Regions from separate parts of the Mus musculus genome. Here regions 1, 2 and 4 are each linked to region 3. The links are chromatin contacts, found by Hi-C or POLR2A ChIA-PET in ENCODE. All regions are on one chromosome and are shown on one strand. The core of a region is the stretch at or near the end of the contact, and the rest is flanking DNA. Distances in the headings are between cores, read along the strand shown. Region 1 overlaps Cbl (Casitas B-lineage lymphoma). Region 2 holds the start of Rnf26 (ring finger protein 26). Region 3 holds the start of H2ax (H2A.X variant histone). Region 4 holds the start of Bcl9l (B cell CLL/lymphoma 9-like).

What was found. Hi-C counts contacts between places; a loop is a spot of excess contacts on that map. ChIA-PET counts read pairs that join two places held with the same protein, here RNA polymerase II (POLR2A).
Region 1: POLR2A ChIA-PET joins it to region 3 with 12 read pairs in embryonic stem cell. The contact joins the enhancer-like site here to the promoter of H2ax in region 3. POLR2A ChIA-PET finds 5 or more read pairs at or near these places in 3 of 5 experiments (Patski and embryonic stem cell).
Region 2: POLR2A ChIA-PET joins it to region 3 with 11 read pairs in embryonic stem cell. The contact joins the promoter of Rnf26 here to the promoter of H2ax in region 3. A Hi-C loop is called at or near these places in 1 of 37 maps with a recorded cell type or tissue (left cerebral cortex). POLR2A ChIA-PET finds 5 or more read pairs at or near these places in 3 of 5 experiments (Patski and embryonic stem cell).
Region 4: POLR2A ChIA-PET joins it to region 3 with 24 read pairs in embryonic stem cell. The contact joins the promoter of Bcl9l here to the promoter of H2ax in region 3. POLR2A ChIA-PET finds 5 or more read pairs at or near these places in 3 of 5 experiments (Patski and embryonic stem cell).

Annotation. Positions count from the first base shown.
Region 1 is chr9:44,168,495-44,174,886 of GRCm38, reverse strand. Cbl (Casitas B-lineage lymphoma) reads left to right here. Exons shown (of 16, transcript NM_007619.2): 3 at 1,488-1,634; 4 at 5,711-5,867. Among named protein-coding and RNA genes, the nearest start is that of Mcam, 37 kb to the right of the region's middle. Within about 2 kb of position 4,091, at least 1 of the 3 ENCODE cell types and tissues checked has a DNase peak (open chromatin) inside an H3K27ac peak, as active enhancers do.
Region 2 is chr9:44,109,698-44,117,053 of GRCm38, reverse strand. Rnf26 (ring finger protein 26) reads left to right here and starts at 4,003. Exons shown (of 1, transcript NM_153762.3): 1 at 4,003-6,273. The coding sequence starts at 4,105. The coding sequence ends at 5,379.
Region 3 is chr9:44,329,669-44,336,059 of GRCm38, reverse strand. H2ax (H2A.X variant histone) reads right to left here and starts at 1,345. Exons shown (of 1, transcript NM_010436.2): 1 at 1-1,345. The coding sequence starts at 1,298. The coding sequence ends at 867. Dpagt1 (dolichyl-phosphate (UDP-N-acetylglucosamine) acetylglucosaminephosphotransferase 1 (GlcNAc-1-P transferase)) reads right to left here. Exons shown (of 9, transcript NM_007875.3): 5 at 4,858-4,942; 6 at 3,968-4,156; 7 at 3,410-3,497; 8 at 3,089-3,244; 9 at 2,165-3,003. The coding sequence ends at 2,938.
Region 4 is chr9:44,495,388-44,501,816 of GRCm38, reverse strand. Bcl9l (B cell CLL/lymphoma 9-like) reads right to left here and starts at 2,681. Exons shown (of 9, transcript NM_030256.3): 1 at 2,544-2,681; 2 at 2,268-2,369; 3 at 687-1,072; 4 at 1-15. The coding sequence starts at 2,293.

The DNA of each region.
Region 1 (6,392 bases), core at 2,842-5,341, 160 kb after region 3:
AAGGAAATGGAAGAAGCCAAAATGTTTGAGTTTGTGGGACATAAGAGTTGCATGCCATCATTAAATACAGCATAGGGGTGTGAAGAAAGAGCAGATTAGAGAAGGAACATTAATCTGATGGTTTTGTTCAGGTGTTGCTGTTGGTGGTGAAGTAAGGTGAACAGTTAGAAACCTAGCAAGCCCCAAATAAGGGATTTGTAGAGCATGGAGATATTTTATGTTTTTCAAAGATGTGTGTGCGTGTGTGCGCATGCACGTGTGGGTACCAACAGAGCTAAAGACACTGGATTTCCTTAACTGGAATGACAGGTGGTTGTAAACTGTCAGATGTGGGTGTTGGGATTCAAACTCTCTGCAAGAACAGTGTGTGCTCCTAATCTCCTAACTGCTGAGCCATCTCATCAGCCCATTTCAAGGTAGTTTTCAAAGTCTTGTTATCAAAGAAAGAGAAGAGATTGTAGAAAATGAGAAATAGCAGAAAAGCAAATACGTGGGAATATCTCAAAGGGTTTTGACAGTTTTCACGAAGTCTGGTATAGTGAATATTATATTTGTTAGGTCTGTAGATTTAAATAGTTATTGATAATGCTTTTGTCTTGAATGAACTACTTTATATTTTTTAATCTAAAAAATGTTTCTGCCGGGCGTGGTGGCACACGCCTTTAATCCCAGCGCTGGGGAGGCAGAGGCAGGCGGATTTCTGAGTTCGAGGCCAGCCTGGTCTACAAAGTGAGCTCCAGGACAGCCAGAGCTATGCAGAGAAACCCTGTCTCGAAAAACCAAAAAAAAAAAAAAAAAAAAAAAAAAAAAAGTTTCTGCAGAGAGGAAATCCTACATGGATATTGCCTTTCTATTCTTTTTTTTAAAGATCTTTATTTATTTATTATATGTAAGTACACTGTAGCTGTCTTCAGACACTCCAGAAAAGGGAGTCATATCTCATTACAGATGGTTGTGAGCCACCATGTGGTTGCTGGGATTTGAACTCAGGACCTCTTGGAAGAGCAGCCAGTGCTCTTAACTGCTGAGCCATCTCTCCAGCCCTGCCTTTCTATTCTGATTGTGTGGTTGTGGCTGTGCAAAGTTTTTATGTTTGCTTGGTGCATCCTCTAACTGTCTCCCTAAAAGTAAATATAGCCCTGTCAGCGTAAGCTCAGAGAGTTGACTGTGGGGTTTCTTCTTATTTGCTGTGTGACATTTGATTGGAGAGAGATGTAAGACATTATTTCCATCTTTCATTTGTTGCTAGAGAAAAATAATTCTTGAAGCCCTCCCCGCTTTACATAAAGAGCAGTAGCTATCTAGTGTCAAAAACACAGTCCTCCTTCTCCTAGTTTAGAGTATTTCTGAGTATTATTGACCAGAAATTATTGACCAAAATAAATTTATTTTCATGTTCATATTAGGTTCCTTTTACGGTGAATTCAGTGCACTAAAGAAATATCAGTAATTTTACATTTTAATTATTGTACTTTGCTCATTTGTAGGCGAAACCTGACCAAATTATCCCTGATCTTCAGCCACATGCTGGCAGAACTGAAAGGCATCTTTCCGAGCGGACTCTTCCAAGGAGACACTTTCCGGATTACTAAAGCTGATGCTGCCGAATTTTGGAGAAAAGCTTTTGGTGAAAAGTAAGTCTCTAAGTGATGAACCTTAACTATGAGAAGCTAAAACTCATATTAGGAGATACTTGTTTAGAATTTTAAATTATGAACTATTTAAAACACAGTGGGGGGCTGGTAAGATGGCTCAGCAGGTAAGAACACTGACTGCCCTTCCAAAGGTCCTGAGTTCAAATCCCAGCAACCACATGGTAGCTCACAACCACCCGTAATGAGATCTGGTGCCCTCTTCTGGTGAATCTGAAGTCAGCTACAGTGTACTTGTGTATATTAATAAATAAATCTTTGGGCCGAAGTAAGCAGGGACTGAGCGAGTGGAGTTGACCAGAGGGAGTGGGGCCGCTGGAGTGAGCAGGGTTGACCGGAGCGAGCAGACATCCTAAAAAATTAAATTCCCAACAACCACATGAAGGCTCACAACCATCTGTACAGCTACAGTGCACTCACATACATTAAATAAATAAATTTTTTTTTTTAAAGCAAAAACACAGTGGGTTAGCAAGATGGCTCAGGAGGTCAAGCATTTGCCACATAAGCCCCACAGCTGTGTCTGATCCCCAGCCCATGTAAAGACGGAAGGAGAGAACTGACTCCATAGAGCTGACTCTGAAATCTACGTGTGCACCTTGGCACTTGCAGTCTGCACTCACATATAAATACACACCACCATCACCAGTAACAATGAATTTTTAATTATTATTATTTATTATTATTATTTGTTGTTGCTGTTATTCAAGACAGGGTTTCTCTATGTAACAGCTCAGGCTTTCTCAACTCATTTTGTAGACCAGACTGGCCTCAAATTTACAGAAATCTGACTCTGCTCCAGAGTGCTAGGATTAAAGGCATGCACCACCACACCCAGCTAACAAAAAAAAAAAAAAAAAAAAAAGGCCAGGGACGATGGTGCGTGACCGTGGTCCCTGTACTGAGAATTAACTAGCCTTAGCAACGTGAGACCCCCTCTCAAAAAATAAATAAATAAAAATATGACTGCCAGATGGTGGTGGCGTGTACCTTTAATCCCAGCACTCAGGAGGCAGAGGCAGGCTGCAGAGTGAGCTCCAGGACAACCAGGCTATACAGAGAGACCCTTTCTCAAGCAAACCTTGGAAACAAAACAGACCGTGGACAGGATTTGGGGAAGCTGTGCAGCGTTGACTTCCTAGATTTGCTAGGGACACTTGTTTCTCCCATCTCTTTGAGATAGTGTTTCTCTGTGTAGCCCTGGCTGTCCTGGAACTCATTCTGTAGACCAGGCTGGTCTCGAACTCAGAAATCCGCCTGCCTCTGCCTCCGAGTGCTGGGATCAAAGATGTGTGTCACCATACCCAGCTTTCTCCGGTCTTTTTATTTTAACCTCTTCATTGATTCTTTGTGAATTTCACAGCATGCATCCCAGTCCCACTCATTGTCCAGCTTCTTTGTTTCCTCCTTACCTCCCCCTCCAAAAGAAAAAAAATCTCATTGTGTGTGTCACAGTGTGTCACACAGTATATTCTTTGGTTCCTTGCAAGTGTTCATTGGTCTGGTTCAAGGCTCCTGGCCTCTGCTCCAGTATTAACACTGGATCCTTAACACTGCTCCTCTCGTCCATCCTAGTGCTGCCCTGTGCTACGGAGATCCTGTAGCTCTGGATAGACAGGAATGGGTGCCCTCATGTGCTCCAGCAGGTCATAGATGGGGTGGATGTTGGGGTGAGCCATCTCAAAGCCCTGAGCATGGGTGGTAGCTGAGCTGATCAGGCCTTCAGCTTCCCTGCACACATGCACACCACTAGGGCTAGCTATCTCCCTTAGTGCTACAGCTGACAAGGGGTAGGGCCAGCTTACCCACCCCCACGACATTATGGCCATCTCTACTGTGCTACCCAGACAAGGTACCGAGTCTACTCTTCAGAGTGCTGCAGTTGAGGGATGGGGGTGGGAGCCCAGTCAAGCTCATGGTTGGTGCTTTTGCTATCAGGGCCAGCTCCTGTGCTGCCCAGGTGAGGTGCAGGGCCCCCTCTCCTGAGTGTTACAGGGCCAGCTGTCTCATTCACTCTCGTGACCTCCTGCTGTTGACTGCTGAAAAGCTGCAGGTAGGGGAATCTGGCCTTCATTACTCTGTATGCTCAAAAGAGGAGAGGCAGAGCCAGCTTTTCCACTCCCCTCAGGGCTGACTCAGCCTCACCCCCTCCACCAAGGCCAGCTCTACTGTGCTACCCAGACATGGTACTACAGCTAGTGAGAGGTTTGGCTAGCTCTGCATAGCCCTTGGACATCAATGAGGTCCCAGGCAACAGCCCAAAGTAGGAATAGCTGCATGCTTTTGGTGGTAATATGAGCCATGGACATTGACACAGACCCTTGCTGCTGCATGGCCACAGACCCAGACATGGCTCTCAGCATCAGTATGTGCTGGCACTTCACCATGGCCTCAGGTGGCAGGGCAGGCTACTCACATCAGGCTGTTCCTCTCCACCCCTGACCCTTCCACCCCACGTCCTCCCCTACCCCTTATCTCCAATACGGCCTCTATTTTTAGTGCTCTAGCGCTTCTGCTTCTCTTTCTCTCCCATCTTTCCACACCATAATTGCACATTGTAGTGGCTCCAGCTGTGGACCCCACGTGGTGGGCAGGCGTCTGGATGTCCTGCTTTCTCCAGTCTTTAAACAAATACAACTTCAGTTTAGATAGTCCGTGTTCTTTGATTGAATATTCTTCCTTTTCTCTCCCTGTCTATCCTGTTAATGAGCATTTACATTTCAAATTATGGGCTTAAAATTTTTTTACTCTTTGTATATGTCTGTGTTTATACCTGTGAATGCAGTGTCTGCAGAGGCCAGGAAGGGTGTCAGATCTCTTGGAGCTAGAGTTACAAGTGGTTGGTCGTGAGTTGCTAGATGTGGGTTCTGTGACTTGAACTTGTGTCTTATGGGAGAGTAGTACCTGATATTACCACTGAGCCAACTCTTTCGCCCTATAAATTATTTACTGTTGCAAACAGTGAGCAGGGTCATAATTATTTTTGTAAGCTAGAATCTCTCCTTAGTTATATAGCTAAGAATATTATTGGTAAATTGTGGAGTTTTACCTGCCCCTCCCACTGAGTATTGCATAATTGCTTTGTATGAGTTTATATTCTTCCTTTTTGGTGCTTTACAAGACAGGGTTTCTCTGTGTGAGGTTACGGGCTGGCCTGGAACTTGCTCTGTAGACCAGGCTGGCCTGGAACTCAGAGATTTGTTCTGCACAGCACTTGCCTAGAATCCATGCCCAAAGTTCAGTCTTTAGCAGGGGGAAAAATAGTACTAATAAAAAAATGTTAATGCTGAGCAAGGCATGGTAGTTCACACCTATAACTCCAGCACTTGGAAATCTGTTTGAGGCCAGGCAGCAACACAAAAGTTCCTGGTCAGCTTTTTTGCCCTCCAAAACACTAATGTCTGGCTAAAATTATAAAGATTATACTGCTGGTCTGACATACATAAGGCCCTGGTTCAGTTCCCAACACTACAAAAATAAAATTAAAAGTCTATTACGCAAAATAAGAACTGGTGTGATTTTCAAAGCTCAGATAAAGCCAGGTAGGATGGCGCACCTTAGTTCTAGCACTTGGGAGGGAGGGACAGGTGGATCTTTCTGACTTCTAGGCTAGCCAAGCCTACGTAGAGGGACTTCTTCTCCTGAGGAAAATTTAGTGTAGTGGTCTGCACCTCTCCTCTCAGCATGGTGAAGCTGAGAAGGAGGATGGAAAGTTAAGGCTGACCAGGGTCTCGATGGTAAAACTGATAAAACAAGGCATGACCTCATCTTTCTCCTGTACTTCTAGGGTGGAACAAATGCTGTAGGAAGATGAAAAAGGGATCAATATGTGATAGTTTTGGCCAGGAAACTGTAGAAAACCATCTCTGTTACTCATTAGGAAGTCAGCAGACATCCTTTACTTCCTTCTTTCTGTTCTTAGTCTAAATATAACTTGGCTTCTGTGAGAGAATTGCTGTTAATATTGGGAGCCTAATGTGTCTTGCTTGGTGTCATTTGATGATGGTAGTGTCTGCAGTTGCCTGTTCTCACCGTGCCTTTTCACCCATCCCTCCCAGGACGATAGTCCCGTGGAAGAGCTTTCGACAGGCCCTGCATGAAGTGCATCCCATCAGTTCTGGGCTGGAGGCCATGGCTCTGAAGTCCACTATTGATCTGACCTGCAATGATTATATTTCTGTCTTTGAATTTGATATTTTTACACGGCTGTTTCAGGTATGATTCTAAAGTCATTGACTAACCTGCTATTTTTCTAAGGAGAAAGCTCTTTTTAAAAAAAGATAAAAGTTGAATATGGTGGCTTGCAATTATAATCCTACCACTTAGGGAGTTGAGGCAGGACGATTGCTGAGTTCAAGGCCAGCCTAGGCTATAGAGTGAGTTAGAGGCAAGCTGACAGCACCTGCTGCTCTTTCAGAGGACCCTGGTTCAGTTCCCATAGTGACTGTAACTCTAGTTCTAGGTGAGACAATGGCCCTGTTCTCAGCTGTGGGCATCCTGCGTACATGTACTACTCATACATACTTGCAGGCAAAATATTCCTAGACATAAAATAAATTACACACACACACACACACACACACACACACATAATATCTCAAAACTCACTAGACATGATAGCACGTTTCCTGTAATAGCAGACCAGGGGAAGCTGAGGTAAGAGAATAAAAGGTCATGACTAGCCTGAACCACAAGGTAAGTTCCAAGCCTAGCCAGATATGTGTGTGCATGCGTGTACAC
Region 2 (7,356 bases), core at 2,754-5,253, 220 kb after region 3:
CTGCCTGCAGTGCAGATGCCCTGGCTTCTATTGCAGGCCTGGAGGGCTTCCCTTCTCCCAGAGCTCTTTACCTTCTCAGTCCTGCAAGGAACTGCTAGGTATCAGGTTTTCTTCTGAGCTGGCAAGTAATTTAAACTTCCTCCACCAAGTTTGCTGAGCTAGGATTTCCCACCTTACCCACACCTGGGACTCCGGTCGAGGGCTGTGGCTCATTAAAATGACTTTGGTTTAGTATACCTCGTATCAGGCAAAACGGTCTGTCCCAGATAGACAGGGACTGCCTTTGGCACCCAAGGTCTCTCCCTGCTTCTTTAAATTTTTTTTTTTTTTTTTTTTTTTTTTGGTTTTTCGAGACAGGGTTTCTCTGTATAGTCTTGGCTGTCCTGGAACTCATTTTGTAGGCCAGGCTGGCCTCGAACTCAGAAATCCGCCTGTCTCTGCCTCCCAAGTGCTGGGATTAAAGGCGTGTGCCACCACGCTCGGCTTAAATTTTTTATCTATCTATCTATCTATCTATCTATCTATCTATCTATCTATCCATCCATCCATCCATCCATCCAGGTATCTAACGTGAATGAGAGCTCTATCTGCATATACACTTGCATGCCAGAAGAGGGCATCAGACCACATTATAGATGTGTTGTGAGCCACCATGTAGTTGCTGGGAATTGAACTCAGGACCTCTCTGGAACAGTAGCCAGTGCTCTTAACTGCTGAGTCATCTCTTCAGCCCCTCTTCCGACTGTGGAAAACTGGCTGCTTTGGTTTGTCACTGGTTTCTAAGTTACAGTTATTTATCTATGGGGGGTGTGTGTGCTCCCATGCTCCCATAGAAAGCTATGTGGGTCCCTGGGATTAAGGTCATTAGGTTAGGCAGCAGCAGGCCCCTTTTACAGGCGAGCCATGTTGCAGATCCTGGCTAGCTGTTTAATTGTAACCAATGCAGGTGTGATTGTGGGTGTAGGGAACTGGGTTCCAGCTGTGGGTAATGCTGGCAGTCCCAGCTCTACAAACTTGGTGAAGGAAATTTAAATTGCTTCAGGATCCACACCTGACTAGCTGCAGGCTGAAGACACAGGTTCACAAAAAAAAAAAAAAACAAAAAAAACAAAACCAAACCAAACCCACACGTGAGGCCTTCAGAGATGGTCTAGGCACTTCCTGTGTGTGCAGTAAGAAGACAGGAGTTTGACTCTCCAGCATCAGGAACCCACTGGCCAGAGAACAGAGTCAAAATAAGGTGGGAAGTGATAGAAGACACCTGCCACCCTCCTGGGTCTCTAACGTGTGTGCACTCAGGTTAGCACACGCGTGCGCACTTGCATGTATCTGTGGAAGCGGTTCTCTCCCGTCTGCTGGGAATTGGGTGCAGGCCACCAGACTTTTTACCCGTATAAGCCATGGCACAGAGAAACTACTGAACTAGATTGCTCCGTGGGCAGAAAGAAAGATTTATTTGGAATCAGACTGTGAAGACCATCTCTTGGTGTGTTTGGGGGCTGGAGGGACAAGCAGGGAGAGGGGTGACGTGGCTGAAAAGCAGATTTTATGTGACGGTGAGGTGGATGTGGGGGTCTGAGCTGATACAAGCTGTCAAGATTGAAATGGAACTAGGTGCCCTTGGCAGAGGGTTTGACCTTTGGGGGAAGGTTAAGAGAACTTCCTGGTGAACAGAAACTGCTTTAAGAGATCTGCTTTTCTAATAAACCGTAATCTTTAGGCTTGTTTACCTGGTAACAACCCTTCTGCTTACCTAGCCAGAATCTGTCTAAGATAGTGTCAACAGCTCTGCTATTTGGGACCTGACAACCTGCTCAGCCATTTCTCTGGTTCTTTTCTTTCTTTCTTTCTTTTTTTTTTTTTGAGACAGAGTCTCTATGTAGTGCTGGTCCTGGAACTTGACCAGCTCTGCCTGCCTCTACCTCCTAGGTACTGACTAAGGTATACTGCTAACTGGCTGGGCTTTATTTATTTACTTATTCCCCACCCCCACCCCCACACACACTTACCCCACACCCCGGAGACAGGGTTTCTCTGTATAGTCCTGGCTGTCCTGGAACTCACTTTTTAGTCCAAGCTGGCCTTGAACTCAGAAATCCGCCTGCCTCTGCCTCCCAAGTGCCCCTACGAAGCCTCGATGTGTAGTGCTGAGGGTGTACTTCATTCAATTCGAGGCAAGCACTCGCGTCTTTCATGGGCGATGCTTGAAGGAAATGAAGGGCTTACTCACTGTTCAGAGTTGGCAACAGAGAATCTGAATTCCAAACAAGTGGGAAATTAAAAAAACAAACAGAGGTGACCAGGGGAAGGATAAGTGTCCTGTTTACTTTCTGTTGCTGTGATAAAACACTTTGACCAAGAGCAACTGCGGGGAGGAAAAGGTTTGTCTATCTTACCTTCAGGTCACAGTACATGTCTGAGGGAGGCTGGGGCAGAAAGTCATGGCAGGCGCCTGGAGTTACACATTACCTTTGCCAACCATGGAGGCTGAGGCTAGCTAGCTAGCTGGTACAGTTCCTGGGTCACTCTCCACAAGCTTTCTTCTTACACAGTCCAGGACCCCTCTGCCTAGGTAATGTTGCTACCCAGAGTTGGCTGGGTCCTCCTCTGTCAATTAACAAAAGAATCCTTCACAGACAAATTTACAGACCAAACCCACCTGGGCAATCCCTTAAATTGAGGTTTCTCTCACATGATTCCAGGCTGTGCCAAGTTGACAATTAAGGCTAACAAGTATGATAGTCACCCGAGAGACCTCCGGGTAAGTAGAAAACACTGGAGCTCTTGATGTATGGGTTACAGATGGCCTACATGTTGATAGGGGTCAAGGTAGAAAGCAGAGCTCCTTCATTCTGTGGCTCCTTTTCTCAATGACAACAGATCTCCTTTAACAATCTTTTTCACTTTGTGAATAGCTTGAGATAAGACGATAATCTTAAAAAGGGTTGTATTTCCAAGGCATGTTAAGTGCTTAATAAATGATAAAAAATAAATGATGAGCCGGACATGGTGGTGCATGCCTTTGGGAGGCAGAGGCAGGCGGATTTCTGAGTTCGAGGCCAGCCTGGTCTACAGAGTGAGTTCCAGGCCAGCTAGGGCTACACAGAGAAACCCTGTCTCGAAAACCCAAAAATAAATAAATAAATAAATAAATAAATAATGAATGAATGAATGAATGAGATGAGGCGGGGGTCCCAGCGTACGCGGAGGAGGTACTATCTCAGAGCCTAGCCCAGAGCTCCAAGAATGCACGCAGGATCGGGAGCAGGTGGAGTTGGGGCCACAACACTTAAAGGCAGCCTCATTAAAGTGTGGCTCTGGCTCTTTAAGGGGCGGAGCGGGACAGGGAGGGAAAATTATACCGACATGCTAACGGACCTATCACCACTTCAAAGAGGAGGGGGCGCTTTATAAACACATTTCCACCCCTCTCATTGGAAACTGTCTTTGGGCGCCATTCAAAACCACCAATGGTTTGTCGACATTTCTGCCCATTGCCCCTCACTGATTGGCCACAGGCTATAGTCCCGCCCCCTGCTTGCCACGTCCCTTCGCAAACAAGATGGCGGCGCCCAGTGGAGTCGAGGCCGCGCTCGGGATTTGCCGAGGCTGACTTTCCGTCCCGCTCTCCCTTTGGGTGCCACTCGCCGCGAGCGGGAGGACAGGGGCCGGGCGGGGACAGGGGCACTTGCGTGGCTGGACCGCGAGCCCGCGCCCAGCCTGCGCCGCCCCCACCCGGCCCCGACCCGGCCCTTCCCGACTCCGTCCCATCCTTGCGGGTCTCCTCCCGGTCTGACCCGTGGCCCTGTCGTGTTTACCGCTCCAGGCTCCTAACGCTGAGGTGCTTCCTCCGGTCCAGGCTCGCTGTCACTTTAGAGATGTTTCACCTCTTCGCTCCCGAACATTCCGCCTTCCAAGCCGGGACGCCGTTCCCTTCTGTAAAAGTCTTCCCTGAAGCCCACTTCTGTAGCCCTTGCTTCTTCCTTGGTTAGACGTTCGCATCCCTTCCAAATTCACTCCGATCTCGCCACAATAGTGGCAACCTTGACACCGCCTTCCCTGAGGAGCCAGCCTTCCTTTTGTCCTGAACTTCGCAGCCCTATCATGGAGGCTGTCTACCTGGTGGTGAATGGGGTGGGCCTGGTGCTGGACTTGCTGACCTTGATGTTGGATCTCAACTTCCTGCTCGTGTCCTCCCTCCTGGCTACCCTGGCCTGGCTTTTGGCCTTCATCTACAATCTGCCACACACGGTACTTACCAGTCTTCTGCACTTGGGTCGAGGATTCCTGCTTTCTTTGCTGGCCTTAGTTGAAGCTGTGGTCCGATTTACCTTCGGGGGACTGCAGGCCTTGGGGACGCTCCTCTATAGCTGCTACTCTGGCTTGGAGAGCTTAAAGCTACTGGGGCACTTGGCCTCCCACGGAGCTCTGAGGAGCCGGGAATTCCTGAATCGGGGCATCCTGAACATGGTCTCCAATGGCCATGCTTTGCTGCGCCAGGCCTGTGACATATGTGCTATTGCCATGAGCCTGGTGGCCTATGTGATCAACAGTCTAGTCAACATCTGCCTCATCAGCACTCAGAACTTCTTCTCCCTGGTGCTGGCCCTGTGGGATGCTGTAACGGGGCCTCTTTGGAGGATGACAGACGTGGTGGCTGCTTTCCTCGCTCACATCTCCAGCAGTGCAGTGGCTATGGCCATTCTCCTGTGGACCCCCTGCCAGCTAGCACTGGAGCTGTTGGCCTCAGCCGCCCGCCTGCTGGCCAGCTGTGTGGTTTTCCATCTCACTGGATTGGTGTTGCTGGCTTGCGTGCTGGCAGTGATTTTGATTGTGTTGCACCCAGAACAAACCCTGAGGCTGGCCACTCAAGCTCTCAGTCAGCTTCATGCCCGCCCATCTTACCACCGGCTTTGGGAGGATATCGTACGGCTGACTCGCCTTCCACTAGGTCTGGAGGCTTGGCGCAGAGTCTGGAGCCGCAGCCTACAACTGGCCAGCTGGCCAAATCGGGGAGGAGCACCAGGAGCCCCCCAAGGTGGCCCCAGGAGGGTGTTCTCAGCCAGGATCCAGCCACAGGACACTCCTCCTGAAGCAGAAGAGGAGGTCATCAGAACTGCACCAGCTAGAGGCCGAGAGCAACTCAACGAGGACGAGCCTGCCGCTGGGCAGGACCCATGGAAGCTGTTGAAGGAGCAAGAAGAGCGGAAGAAGTGTGTTATCTGCCAGGACCAGAGCAAAACGGTGCTGCTTCTGCCCTGCCGGCACCTGTGCCTGTGCCAGGCTTGCACTGAGATCCTCATGCGCCACCCTGTTTACCATCGCAACTGCCCGCTCTGCCGCCGCAGCATCCTGCAAACCCTCAATGTCTACCTCTGAGGACTCCCTCCCTGCCTGCTCATCCTCTGCGCTCCACACACCGGGACAGCATCAACACTTTGCCTCTGGGTTCTGGCCTGAGTCTTCTTTGCCCCCGAAGGCGGCGACTCTGCCAAGCCTCAAGCCATATATCCAGGACGTGTAGCTTGGAATACTCTGGAAGACTCCAGTCTGGGTGGGACAGAGTAACACTTTCTCTAAATCCTGTGTGGGGCCCTGAGATGCTGAGGGTGGTGAGTATGTCACTATGCAAGGGCCCTGAGACTCTGTGGTGGGCTCTTGTGCTGCGCCTGCCAGGGCCCACCCAGATGCCTGCCTCTAGGGCTGTCCTTCTCTGCTTCTGGCTCTTTTGTTGGAGTTTTTGGTCCTTTCCCCCAGGCCACGCCACGCCACGCCACATCAGTGTTGTTTGAGGATTTTGGAAACTCATGGGCCTTAGAGTGATCTTGATTCTTTTTCTCTTTTTTGTTTTTTCTTGGTTTGGATCTTGAACCTTTATGTTCAGCCAGAGCCTCTGCCCTGGTAGGTCTGGGAGTAGAAACTTGCAGATGCCCTTCTGCCTGTCACTGTCTTTTAAAGACTCCCAACTTGACCAGGACCTGGAGTCAGGAGTTTATCCCTGAGTACAGGGGTGCAGCTACACCTGGCTTTGGGACCATTCACCTTCAGGCACCCCAGCTCCATGGGGAGCCTCGGAAGGAACAACCAGATGTCTACTCATTCCCTACATGGCATAGAACATAGCATTCCTCCTGGGCTCTCTCCGGCAGTGGAGAGGGCATCCCGCACTTTTCACTTGGGTCCAAACGAGGGGCTGGGCCTCAGGGGTCATAGCTCCATTTAGTCGGTCGGACTGCCCAGTTTCTATGAATAAAGTTCTCTTGACAGCTCTAAGTGTGGTCCTTGGGAGTGGTCCTCCAGCAGCCGGTCAGCTGGTGTTGTCTCCAGGTCTTTTGAGAGTAGTTAGAATAAGAAGCGAGCAACTGGATGGCGAGCTTCAGGGGTGGGGATGAGGCGATTGTGCGACTGGCGGTGCCAAGAGGAAAGCCCACAGCAAGCATGGCTGCTTAGTGCCTGCCCTTCTGACCTGCCTTGCAGTCAGTGGTTCTGAGTCGCCTTCTCTGTACTGCGTTATAAACTCTTATGAGCAGAATGTGAACTTGTCCCTGTTCTTCCTGTGTTCCTACTGTGCTAACCTTTCCCCGTGGACAGAGCAGAATCTGCTGCCTGGAGGCCAGTCGGCCCTCCCATTCCTGGAGGGGCTGGTACTTGTCTGTGTTTTTGTTTTTTTTTGAGACAGGGTTTCTGTGTGTATCCCTGACTGTCCTGGGATTCACCAAGCTGGCCTTGAACTCCCAAGTGCTGGGAGTAAAGACGTGTGCCACTATGCCCCATGCCCTGCGTCTTATTTTGTGTCTTGATACAGGGCCTGGTACTGTGATGAGCTGGAGCGTAGGACCTTTTGCTGCAGGTGTGAACTAGAGCCTATGGGCCTATCTGGAAGACACAGGAAGCCTAGACGACCCCCCCCCCCCCAGATACAGTTCCCCTCCCACTGCCAGCAGGAAATTAGGGGATCACCCCCATAATTTAATGTGACATGTAGATGCACAGGCTCTGCGGCTGTTTTCTGGATGAGGGAGATGATGCCGGGCCCTCAAGGAGGTCCCTCTCCTTTGCATTGAGAAGTTGAGCAACTGGAATTGGCAAACCTGGGTGTGTTATCGTTAGTCTAAGTCTGTTAAACTGAGTGTCACAAGTGGTGAGCCCTCAGGGGGCCTGTGGTCAGCCTCATACTTTATGGTTTGGCCTACCCAAGCTGTGCCCAGCACAGTGGAGACAAATTCTCCACCTCAGCTTGGAGACCCGTGGCAGGGCTTGCCTCCCCACCAGGGGGTTGAAGCCTGGCTCCTTGCAGTCTCTGTTTAATGTGGAGGATAAACATTTTATTAGAGAAGATAAACTTCCTGAGCCGGG
Region 3 (6,391 bases), core at 96-2,595:
CCAAACGATCCTTTAATAAAATTAGCCCATTAAATCTCCCCACTTAAGGTTCTAAACTTGTAATAGCTGCAAAAGTTCCAGTTCAGAAGCCAGAGGCTCAGTCCAGACAGGGATTCACCGGCTTGTGCTGGTATCTAGGTGTTTGGGTTGTAGTTGAGTCGCTGGGGAAGAGGGGATGGATGGCTAGGCCCGGCTGCCAGTCGCCTGCGGCAGGTATAGAACTCTTGTCCACAGGCCGGTAAGCGTCTCTCTGACCCTTGCCGGGAGGTATTCCTAGAGAAACTGGGTTCACATTACAACCATTTTTGGCCCCGCCACACCACACTGGCCTACGAATGGCGACAGGGTCAACTGGTATGAGGCCAGCAACGGTGACACCGAAGGAAACAATGTGATCCATTTCTCCTCCTCTAAGCCCGGCAATCAAGTCACTTTTCAAAGGTCCAGGCGAGGGCTAAGCACCAAGCTGAAGCAAAGACGCCGGGGCTGTAGCTGCGGAGGGACTAACCTTCAAGCCCACCGCGGCCGGACGTCTGAGCGAGGGGCCGAGACTCCGGGAAGGCGCCGCAGCCTCTCCGCACGGAGCCGTCGTCCACAACCGAGAACGGCGAAGCGATGTCACGAGCTCCGGGATGGGCAGGTGCCGCGGCGCCCGCGTCCTCCGTGGCAGAACCGGAGGCCGTGCGGGGTAAGGGGAAGAGTGGCGCGAGGGCGGGGAGGGGAGAGGAGGGAAAGAGAAAGGATGGGGACGCGGCAAGCCGCCGCAGCCCGAAGTGGCTCAGCTCTTTCTGTGAGGGAGGTGGTGGCCCTTAAAAGGGCCTTTGTGGAGGTGTGGGGAGGGCTGGGCGGCCTCGGCGCGGGCCCCCTCAGTACTCCTGAGAGGCCTGCGAGGCCTTCTTGCCGACCGCCGGCGCCTTGGGCCCCACGGTGGCGCTGCTCTTCTTGGGCAGCAGCACGGCCTGGATGTTGGGCAGGACGCCGCCCTGCGCGATGGTCACGCCGCCCAGCAGCTTGTTGAGCTCCTCGTCGTTGCGGATGGCCAGCTGCAGGTGGCGCGGGATGATGCGCGTCTTCTTGTTGTCGCGGGCCGCGTTGCCCGCCAGCTCCAGGATCTCGGCAGTGAGGTACTCGAGCACCGCTGCCAGGTACACCGGCGCGCCTGCGCCCACGCGCTCGGCGTAGTGGCCTTTCCGCAGCAGCCGGTGTACGCGGCCTACAGGGAACTGAAGGCCGGCGCGTGAAGAGCGCGACTTGGCCTTGGCGCGGGCCTTGCCGCCGGTCTTGCCGCGTCCGGACATAGTGTACGAGGTAGAAGAGCTGCGAACAACGCTGAGAGACCACGAACTACCAACCGCCGCAGTCAACGGTCGCCTGGCCGGCCAAGCCCGGCCTTATAAACTCCCTGGACACGCCCCCGCTTCCTCCTGATTGGTTCCTTTTTTAATACCCACCTCTGGTTGGTTGCAATTAACCCTTCGGTGACGCGCCTTAGCTGAGAGAACGCGCCCAGTGATTGGTCCAATTTGAAAACCTTTTACCCGGGGAAGAAGACAAGGCGGAGTGGCCGCAAGCCGGAGGCTGCTCACCCCTGGAAATGGCCAATCCGTGTAGAGCGCGCGAAATTTAAACGCTACGGCGCGACAACAAAACCTGAAGACTAGAAGGGTGGAGCTTGGAGCTACCTCTACAGTTTCTGGGAAATTTGAGTCGGTCTTTGGTCTTAAAGGAAAAGGGTCTACACTATAAGCAGCGTTCTCCTTCCAGGTTAGAGCACTTCCCACTCCCTCCTCTAATCTGGTAGACGGAGGGTTTATTTGTTCATTATTATTTTTAGGTTTGTTTGTTTGTTTTTCGAGACAGGGTTTCTCTGTGTAGCCCTGGCTGTCCTGGAACTCACTCTGTAGACCAGGCTGGCCTTGAATTCAGAGATCCGCCTGCCTCTGCCTCCCAAGCCTGAGGATTAAAGGCGTGCGCCACCACCATCTGGCTTTTGTTTGTTTGAGACAGGGTTTCTCTGAGTAGCCCTGCCTGTCCTGGAACTCAGAGATCAGCCTGCCTCTGCCTCCCTAGTGCAGATTAAAGGGAGGGAGGGTTTAAAAGAAACGAAATGAAACCTCCTAGGAGTTTAATCCTATGCCAGAAAATGGAGCACTGTGATCTTTTATGCTATCACAAGTTTGTGCTGCGATATTTATTCAACATGTTCTGTCTGGTCTTAGTTTGTGACAGGCCTTTTTTGCAAGAAAGGGTCTGATGGAACAGAGATCGGTATCCTATTGGGAAAGGTACCCGGTCTAACCCTTCCAATCTATCCTAAAATGCCTATATAAAAAATAAATATACCAGACTTGGCATATAGTTCAGTGGTAGAGCAGTTAAGTATAAGGAAGCCCCGGTGTTCACTCCTGAAGCACCACGAAGGTTAAAAAGGACAGAGGGAGGGGATGCTACACTAGAGGAACAAGTAAAAGGCAGTCCTTTATTGTCACCGTTCTGAGCACATGGCCCTGCCTCTACGCTTCCCAATCACAACACTTCATTTGATAGTCAAATGTGAGGTCACCTTGGAGTATGTAGCCCTAACTCTAGCCCTAGCCCAGGTTCTCTCTCAAGGCTCAGGTGAATTCCTTTAGAGTTAGCGCTCTGAAAGCTGAGCTACGAATATTTGCATAATAGAGGCTACAAGCCCACCTGGTGAGGCTGCAGATGGGACAGAAAGGGAGGGCAAGGCAAGATGAAAGCCCTAGGCAAAGTCCAACTAGCGGACTTCAAGTCCAGCAAGGTGTCCATCCAGGATATCAGTAGTCACAGATGGCAGAAGCTGAGAACAAAAGTGTCAGCGAGGCCTGGACCAGAGGGTCATCTCGGACCAGACAGAGGCTGGTCCTGGCTGAGGTCCAATGGAGACTGTGAGGTAAAGGGCAGCTGTCAGGGAGCTCAGACATCATAGAAGAGTCGGACGAGTTGGTAACGAATGGAGAAGGTGGCGGCGCTGCTTAGGACCTGGGAGAAGTGGACTGGAATTAGAAGCAAGGCCAACCAGAGATGTAAACGCCATGGCATTACTAAGCCCCACCCTGAGCTGTACCTGCAGGAGCAGCAGGAGCAGGGTGAGGTTTCTCTCATGTATAGGCCCAAAGACTTTAAGTAGCAAGTTGATGAGGGTCATGTTGTTACACTCAGTGAAGGCACCGTCCTCACTCTCACCTTGGTGAACTGTCACTAACCGGAGGTTCTCTGCTACCTGCAGGGACCAGAGGTGAAGATGACTTCAGTTATGCAGATCTACTTCACGAATAGGGATCTTCTTGATGTTCCCAAACTCCCCTTGGGCCTGAAAAGGCCTAGGTTTCTCTTTTCCCAAGTTAAGGATGGCGGCCTCGGGCCTTACCTCCTGTTACCTTGTTACCTTTAAAATAAAGGTGCCCAGGAAAGAGAGGTTCTTGGTCTTGAACTTGGAATAGCTCATTTCCAGTTTGCCTGTCTTTGCGTTGAGTCTGCAATGGGAAGATAATTTCATTTGACTGAATCAGAGACCTCTGCACCCTGGTTACTAAGAAGAGTACTGAGGCCGGGCGTGATGGCGCACACCTTTGATCCCAGCACTCAGGAGGCAGAGGCAGGCGGATTTCTGAGTTCAAGGCCAGCCTGGTCTACAAAGTGAGTTCCAGGACAGCCAGGGCTATAAGGAGAAACCCTGTCTTGAAAAACCAAAAAAAAAAAAAAAAAAAAAAAAAAAAGAGTACTGAGTACTTATGTACTGGAGTTGGTTTCTGGCTCCGTGATCAGGGCTGTTGTAAGCATTACATACTATGTAAGTAAACGAGCTTCGTAAATTACAATGGGCTACCCACATACAGTCGGCTCATCTTTCCCCTCATGTTTTTTTTACATAGGAAATGCAAGTTGGCTTTAGCTATCCCAAGTCAGAAACTATTATGACCCTTGAAAGCCCCAGAGTGGTTACCTGGGCATCCGGTGTCGAGGGCAGGGGATGATATGGAAGAGCTGAGGCAGTGAGTAGAGGAAATTGAATACTTGTGGCATAAAGAAGAGCAGCATGGTCTTGCTGAAGTGTCCCAAGATCCCCACCACGGCAAAAGTCATGCCCGCAAAGTAACAGAAGGTGTCTCCCACAAACACGCGGGACGGGTACCTGTGTGGGAGAGAGGATTTCAGCCAATGGCAAGAGTTGTTACTGACTCTTTCTTTCAGTCACTCGCTCTGAGTAACAGGCCAGCCTTGACCCTGAGTTCTAAAAGAAAGGCTGTTCCAGAAACTCTATAGGCCCCACGGCCCCCAACTCATCTACTCCTAGGGGCTACACAGCATTTGTTCCCAACTCCTGCAGGATAGGCAGGGATTCCACACCAGCACCAGGCTGCTCTGTAGCTCACCGGGCAAGCAGTCACCTAGCGAGTACAAGGTCATGGATTTGATCCCCAGCACGAGGGTGTGCAGATGGTGGGGTGAAGGGTGGGATCTAATAGCACATGCCTGTATTTCTAGGCCAGCCTGACAACACCGTAAGTTCAAGGCCAGCCTGGGCAACTTACTAAAACCCTATTCTCAAAAAAAAAAAAAAAAAAAAGTCTGGGGATACAGCTAAAATCTAAAGTGCTTGCTTAGCATTAAGACCTCAGATTTAATACCCTGTTCATAAACACAAACACACACACACACCAGACGAGTGCTTGTGCTCACACAAGAGTGGCAAACTACTACCAATGGCAGAGCCAGAGAATATCCAACAAAAGTATGAGCAATTTTAGTCTCTTCATTAGAAGCTGGGTTATGTCAAGCCCATCTCTGCCACATACATCAATCATTTCCTCTCTCATCCATAGGCCTACATACCAGTTGTGGTAAAGCAGTCCCAAGGTGGTAAAGAAAAATGGTATCATGAAGTAAAGGGAAAAGATATGATCATCTCGATAATCACCTTTGGAGCAAAGCAAACAGAAGGGAGTCAGTACCGGCATCCCGCTGTGTACCTTGGTCTCATTTGTATCTAATTTATGTTCCCAGCCATTAGGAACACAGCACCCAAGTCACTTTCAAGACCAACTCTACCCCACCCTGCCACTGCTGCTCCCTGACTTCCTATGTAGCCAAGTCTGGCGGGCACCTCCCATGTGCTGGGATGACAGGTGTTTGCCACCGTGCCCAGCTCTAACTTCCCCTTTCACATCACCCAGGCCATTCCCGATACTCTCATTACTTTCATTGACCTATAAAAAAAAAAAAAAAGCTAACAACAGACTAGAAAGATGGCTCAATGATTAACAGCACTAGCTGCTCTTTCAGAGGTCCTAAATTCAATTATTCAATTCTCAGCACCCACATGGTAGCTCACAACCATCTATAATTGTAGTCTCATCGAATCTGGTGACCTCTTCTGGTGTACAGATAAATGTACATGTAGATAAAACATCCACATGCATAAAATCTTTTAAAAAACAAAACATAAAAAAACAACCAAAAGGCTAGTGACTCCTAATATTCAGAAGACACAGGAATATCTCCTGGTGTAAGACCAGCCTGGGCTACATTGTGAGTCCCAGGATAGCCAGAGGTATGGAGAGGAAGAGAGAGAGACACAGAGAGAGACAGAGAAAACAACAGAAAACCTAGTGACTATCTTAAATGTGGTTTAAAAATTCCAGCTGGGATTTGATTGAATACCAGTTTTATTTCCTAGCTGTGTGAAATGACACATTGAATTTTGGTAAGCTTCCATTTATCTGTCAAAAACTGGGTACTGCCAGTTATACAGAGTCATTTAATTTAAATGAGATAATGCTTTAAATATGCTTAGCTTTAGCTGGGAGACAAGGGGAGGCACACATCCCTTTACTCTCAGAACTTGGAGCTCTGTGAGTTCCAGGGCAACGTGGTACATCCCTGTCTCAAAACAAAGCGCTTAGGCTTAATAAGCACTTGTTGATGTCCAACACGACCAAAAGTAACTAATACTCAAACTTGGGCTTACATAGAGACTAAGACTTTGGGAATCATACACCAGAGGGAACCGTAAAATATTTCAATATGAGGGGCTTATTTTAGAATTTGTTTTGGATAATTTGGGAAGGGATGAAAGGAAGTAGACATGTGCTCCAAACTGGGAGCACAGAAGGCCAAATACATGAATAACTTAACTTTTTTTTTTTTTAAGAGTAGGAGGAAGCCAGGTGTGGTGGTGCAGGCCTGCAATTCCAGCCCTTAGGAGACAGATAGGATGATCATAAGTTTGAGGCTAGCCAGGGTTACATGGCAAGACTGTCTCAAAATAACAAAACAAAAGGAAGCAGGAAGAACTAAATTGTTATTTGAAAAAAGCTGTACCCTCTCATGTTAGCTGCGGGATTGTGGTCATTTTTATATTGCTAAG
Region 4 (6,429 bases), core at 1,432-3,931, 160 kb before region 3:
TCCGGGGTGCCACCTCTGCCCAGGCAGGATACAGGCAGGCAGAGTAAGAAAGTATGGCAATGTGGCCTAGTCCTTCCACATGCAGAGGCCCTCCCAGACCATTCTCCAGAGTGCCCCACCCGAAAGGGCACTGCCCAGACCACGGTGGGCACTTTGCCAGTCCTTGGTCCCCACCACACCACCATTTGTTTCTGATTTCTTTTTCTAACCCTGGCTGCCTGTCTCCCCTCCCCCCCCACCCAGCACAGCATAGTCCCAACCACAACTGGTTCTAATTAGGGCTGGGGGGGGGGGGGCAGGGAGGAGCCACTGTGACTCTTCCAGGCCCCAGTGCCTGTTCCCAAAAGGCTCCCACCAGCCAGGACATCAGGAAGCTTTAGGGATGATGTGGGTAGGGGGTGGATCTTCACCCCAGACACCTCCCTCTTCAATGTGGGGGCTACAGGAGTATTATCACTCTGCTGTCAGGCCCTTCTCTGAGTGCCACTCTAGCCAGCCCCGCTCTGGAATGAACTGGTTGACTGATGGGTAGACGTAAGAGAAAGTTACTACAAACAATACATGTTGGGTGGCAACACAAGGATGAGACTCGAGTAAGGGCTGGTCTCTGAGCAGTTTGGGTCTCGCTCACTCGGGGCTGTAGATGATGTTGAAGTCTAGAGGTGAGGGAATACAGTATACAGTACCTTTGGCCTCTGAATCGAGGGATGGAGTCCCAGCTTCCCGCTGCTCTCCAGAGTCCACAGACACACTCCTCTCGCGCTTCACCTTGCCCTTGAGTGAGCTGAAAGGAGACACTCCTGCCTGGGGGTTCTTCAGACTTGAGTTGCTAGGTGAGATCTGGTTGGCCTTGGCCCCATGGCTCCCCGCCCCCACGCCCTTGGAGCCCAGGTTGCAGGTGGGTCCTTGGTTCACATTCTGGTGCTGGGATTGGGCCCCTCCATTCCCTGTCTTGCCATGATTGGTCAGTTTATTTTCTGGGTGCATTGGCTTGGCTGGGGCAGGGGGGCAGTGGCCCCGAGGGGACAGCGGTGGACTCCCTGGAGCCTCTCTCCTCCTGGGGTGGGGTAACCTGGGGAAAGGGAGGAGAAACAGGAAAGATTAATCCTGCAAGGCATCAGGCATGCCTGGACTTTAGCTCTCTCCTAACAATGCAGGGGGTGGTGAGGTGCTATCTGGAGACCACCTGCTATTCCCTACCTCTGTGCAGTTCCTCAGATAAGAGCAGAGCTCTGTCCACCTGGGGGAGTGGCGATGGAACAGTGTTCCTTATCTTCTAGGCTCAACTCAAATGGAAACCCTGGGCTTTGACTTGGCAGAATCTATCTACCTTCAGCCCCAGGATCCAGCGCTTCCACTAAAGCCCTTTCTCCCTAGCATCTGATGGATTCTTCGCACCTTCTAGGGTTTAAGACTCCTTTCCAAGGCCCCAGACCTCAACTACGCTGTGCCCTGACAACTAGCTGAGAAGGGCCACAGGACCTGTGAGTCACTGCTCAAGCCCGAGCCCTATTCCCTAGGGTACTAGGGAAAGCATAACCGAGAGTGGTACCCACAGGTCCAGAAGACTCCCCAGAGCCTAAGTGGGGAAGGCCTGAAGAGGGTGGGCCAGTAGGCCCTGTCAGCAGGCAGGGATTGGGGGGGGGGGCATGTCAAGCAGACAAGAGTACAGCTTGAAGCCATGGATTCCTGCAGCCTAGGCTGCGGGCCCTTTAAGCTCCAGCCCGCTCCCCCCACCGCCTCCCCCTCCCCGGAGACCTATTAATAGCCGCTGGAAAGATCACATCACGGGAGAGGATATTTATCCCCCCTCATTCCACACCAGCTCAGATTTATTTCAGCTCTGCTGTCCTGCTGCCGCCGCCTGGCCCTGTCTGCCCGCTTCTCCTGGGGAGGAGGGAGGCAGGCACCACCCCCACTCCAGCTCCTACCCCCGACTAGACTGAGGCTGGAGGGCGCCATCACACCCCCAACACTAGGGTAGGATGAGGGTCTGTTCTAACGGTTTTAGAAGGGAAGAAGGGACCAGAAGCAGGCAAAGCTAGCTGCCAGTCTCCTCTGCCCCCTGGGCCCAGGCGCTAAGGCTGGCTGCCAGCTCCTGCCTGGGGCCAGACTTTACCATGCTACTTCCCTTCAACCCACTGGTGGCCAGGAAACCAGGTGCCCGAAGGGCTCCTCTCCAAACAGCTTGGCCCCATCATCATGGGCCCTTCCCTTCCCCACTCTCCATACACACATATATCCCACCCTCCGTGACACCCACACACCTTGTCTTGTTAGCCAGGATCCTCATGGCTCCCACACACAGTGGGGCTACGACCCCTGTGCGTGCCCAGGGCCCAGCCAGGTACTCGGTACTGGAGCAGGGACTGCAGCAACAAGCCCCAAAGAGAAAACTTGTGACTTAGGGAGGGGGTGTGTGAAGGGGAGGGAAAGGGAGAACCCAACGCCCCGGGACTAAGGAACTGGATAGGGTAGGATAGGATTGGAGAGAGAGGACTTCTCAATCCTAAAGACCAGTCCAGTCCCCATCCCTTCCACACCTTGTCCACGGGGAGCTTGCAGTATCGTGCAAGCCCCCCACCCTAGGCACCCCCCTCCAAGGGCTGTAGAGTCAGAATTCACTAATAGGCTTGGTCGCAAAAGTGACGCGTGGGGCGGCTGCGAGGTCTGCTCTGGCCCACTGGGGGACTCCCGCTCCGAGACACGCCCCTCGCCCAGGATTCGGGAATCCCTCACGCCCCGCCCCAGCACTGCGCCCTGTCCCCGGGCGCTGCAGCCTCCCAGGGGCCGGGGTGGGCGCACTGCCCTGCCCCGCCCCCAGCTCCAGGCCTAGCCCGTGCCCATCCCGGCAGGCCCGGGCGGGCAGCGAGAGGCCTGGCGGGGCCCCGAGGCTGCAGCTGGGCTCTTTTGGAGACCAGTAACGCTGGCTCAGATTCCTCCCCGACCGCAAGAATGCAGGAGCCTCCCCTCCCCCCTCCCTTGCACCCCCCCTACCCCGCCCCCTTCGGCAAAGCCCGAGTGTAGAGACAGAGCGAGCTTGGAGCAAGAGAGCCAGCGAGGCAGCGAGCGAGGTTGAGGGAAGCGGACAGGACTGCAGCGTGGATCTCCCGGGTCCACTGGAGGGCGCGCAGACAGACACATGGACAAGTCCTCCAGGGACTAAAAGGGCGCTAGCCGGTTGGGCAGACTGGGCGCACAGAGCTGGGACTTAAGAGACCCACAAGCACCTCTCTGTGACTCACACGCACACTTACATCTCACACGTGGACAGGGAGACAAAGACACGCACGGAGCCCAGGAAACTAGAGACGCTCACGGCCAGCCGACGGAGGTGTGCCCGAGGGACTGGGCAGCGCGAACCAGCCGGAGTCGCCGGGCAGCCTGGGGCACACAGATACCCCGGCCACCCAGCAGAGGGATAGCCGGTGGACTCATTGAACAGATGTGAAGACTGAGACCCAGACACAAGGGAGCCATAGAAAGTTGAGCCCGACAGTCACAAAGAATACACAGAGGGCCACAGAGACACCAACAAGCTGACTTACACAAACACAGACACCTCAAGCAACCGCCCCCTGCTCTGTCCCCTTTCCCCGCCCCCAGCAGAGATCCCGGTAGAAGGTGGGGGAGGGAAGGGGAGGAGTCTTGAGCCCTAGAGGCTCTTCCCGCGACAGGTCCAGCTAGACACACCCGTGTACACTCCAGCTCCCGGCTCAGCTGCTGGAAGCCGGGCTGGAACCTCCAAGCAAGGGGGAAACCTCCCAGGTACTTTGCAGCCGTCTAACCCCTATAGAACACTGGGCTTCCCCACTCCAACTCTGTCTCTGAAAAAGATCCCAAAGTCCTAGGACCTAGTTTGCAGCACACACACACACACACACACACACACACACACACACACACCACAACCAGGAAAGAACAGAAAGGCAGAAGTCACTGAGGAGTCCTGGGGAAATCACCTTGGTCAATAGAGGACCTGCTGTTTAAGTTCTCACCTCCATCCCTGGTTGATTCTCAAAGCTATCTCCCCAGTCTCACAAGGAGGAACTGAGGTTCCAGAAAAGCTGTGTGCTCTTGGGTCACATGACAGCATGGGCGACCCAGGACCCCCACTCCAGGTACTTTGGGCCCCTGACTATTCATCTCAGTCTAAATCAAGTCAGTGGGCTTTTCACACATGAGCCCCCAGAACTTATCACCTGTTATGAGGGATGGGGACGGGCTATCTAGAACTTTCTGTTGAGGGATCTCAAAAACTGGAACCCTAATCTTGGCATAGTGACTCACTGCTGTAACCCTCGCCCTTGGGGGGCTAAGGCAGGAGATCACAAATTTAAGCCCAACCTGTGAGTTCCAGGATGGCTTAAACTACCTAGCAAGATTTCAAAACCTTCCCCCAATAAGCTACGGGTGGGAGGGGGAGGGCCACTACTATAACAATCCAGGGAGGGGCTGTTAGGAAACTGGTCCTCTTCAGTAGTTCCAGCGAATCTGAAAAGTGCCCCCTAGGACTCCGCCTCCTGCTCCCACCCAGCTGCAAGGCGAGCTGAGGTAAGGACAGATGAGTCAGGGCTTTCCCATCCAGCATCTCTCTGTCTGCCCTTCAGGACTTGGCCCCAGCTCCCAGAGACCCCTCTTCCTCTCTGCTCGGTCCCAGATGACACCTGAAATCTGTAGCCTTGAGAAGCCAATGGTTGGCAGGGAAATGCTTTAGCACTGAACCAGCAAGTTGCCTCCCTAGCACCGGGAGCCCCTGGAGATGTGGTGTGTGTGAGATGTGGCGTGTCGGGGGAGGCTGGACTTTGGGGACGCCACACTGGCGAAGGGTGACATAAGCTCACAAACAGGGAGCAGGTGCAAGTCACCTGAGTGAAAGAAAGGCCAGAAGCAAACCCAGGAGCTTGTGCCTGGGGCAAAGCTGCCGCTGAGACAAAGAAGCCAGACCCAGGCCTGGTGGGCAGAGGTCTATGATCCCAGCCCTTGGGCGGCTGAGATAGGACCCAGGCCAGCTTTGGGATGCTTGTTGAGCTTCTGAAACAAAAAGCCTGAAGCGGGGTCACTGGCCTCCACTGTGTTAAAATAAGGGTAGGCCCCAGGTGAAGGGTTAGGGAGAGCAATCCCAGGAGGAGGGGGGAGACAAGGAAGGCCATGGCCAGAGCCTTCGGGTGTTTTGTGTCAGCCCTGTTCAACACAACTGTTCCCCAGTTGGGCAAGCATCCACATACCCATGCAATCTGCCCGTCTCCAGGCTGCGAGCCTGCTTGACCAGCCCAGACATCCCACTAGTCTCCCAACCGTCTCGGGGGAAGCCAGGAACTGTGGCTCAGCCCTAGAGTCTCAGCGCTCAGGAAGCTGAGGCAGGAAGATGTCTGTGGATTCAAGATCAGCCCAAGCTACACAGTGCGTTCCAGAAGATTCTTTGTACAAAATAAATTCTTATTTATGCTTGTGGTGGCTTACACCTTCAACCCGATCAACTCCGGAGGTAAAATGAGGCTGGCTTTCTCATTTGTAGGCTATCCCAGGCTACATACCAGATTCCGGGCCATCTAGGTCTGTGTAGTGAGATGCTATCACACACACACACACACACACACACACACACACGCAGATGTACACATGCAACAACTATGGTGACGACAACAACCAAAATACATTTCACTTCAAGGCCAATGATGTCATCAGTAAAATAAATACTTCATCGGAGAACCTATGCACTATGTCTGCGAGGCCAGGGAAACCCCGGGAACAGTGAGAAATGCTTGGGTGGGCCATGTCCCTCACGTGCAGTGAGCAGAGACATCTAGAGAAAAAAAATGTGGGATTCATAGGGAGCAGGTTCTGGGCCGAGGGAGATTCAGTTCCCAAGACAATGTCCCAAGTCCCCTTTCTCCTGGTGTCCCCTGGATCTCAGAAGCTTCCTTGTAGCACTCAGATAAGTTTCCCTGAGGTGGTGACTCAGCTAGGAGGTTGGGGATTCAGAACCTAGCTCAAAGAGAGGACCCAAGGTGTTATTTTAGTGGGGACCCTCTAGGTGGGGACTTCCAGGCTTGGGGGTGGGGTGGGGTCCTGCCCCCCTTCCTAGCTACAACTCCCCTCCCAGGAGTCCATGCAAATAAACCAGTTTTGCTTAGGAGGCTTCACCTGGGAGTTTCCAGCCTGCCCCACCTATAGCCCCAGGGTAAGGTCATACAATCCTAACCCTGCAGGACCGTCAAGTCTGCTGATCCTAGACCTTTGCAATGCAGGATCTTTAAACAGAATGCCTGTGGGAGATTAGTTCTACTCTTGCTGGACCACTGTCCCTCTGGAGCCTGTGGGGACAAATGGCCTTGCCAGGACAGGCCTAAGTTCACCTCACTTCTTTTGGCTCTTTCAGCCATTACCAGTGAGTCCAGACCTCAGGAAGTAATCATGCCCTGGCAG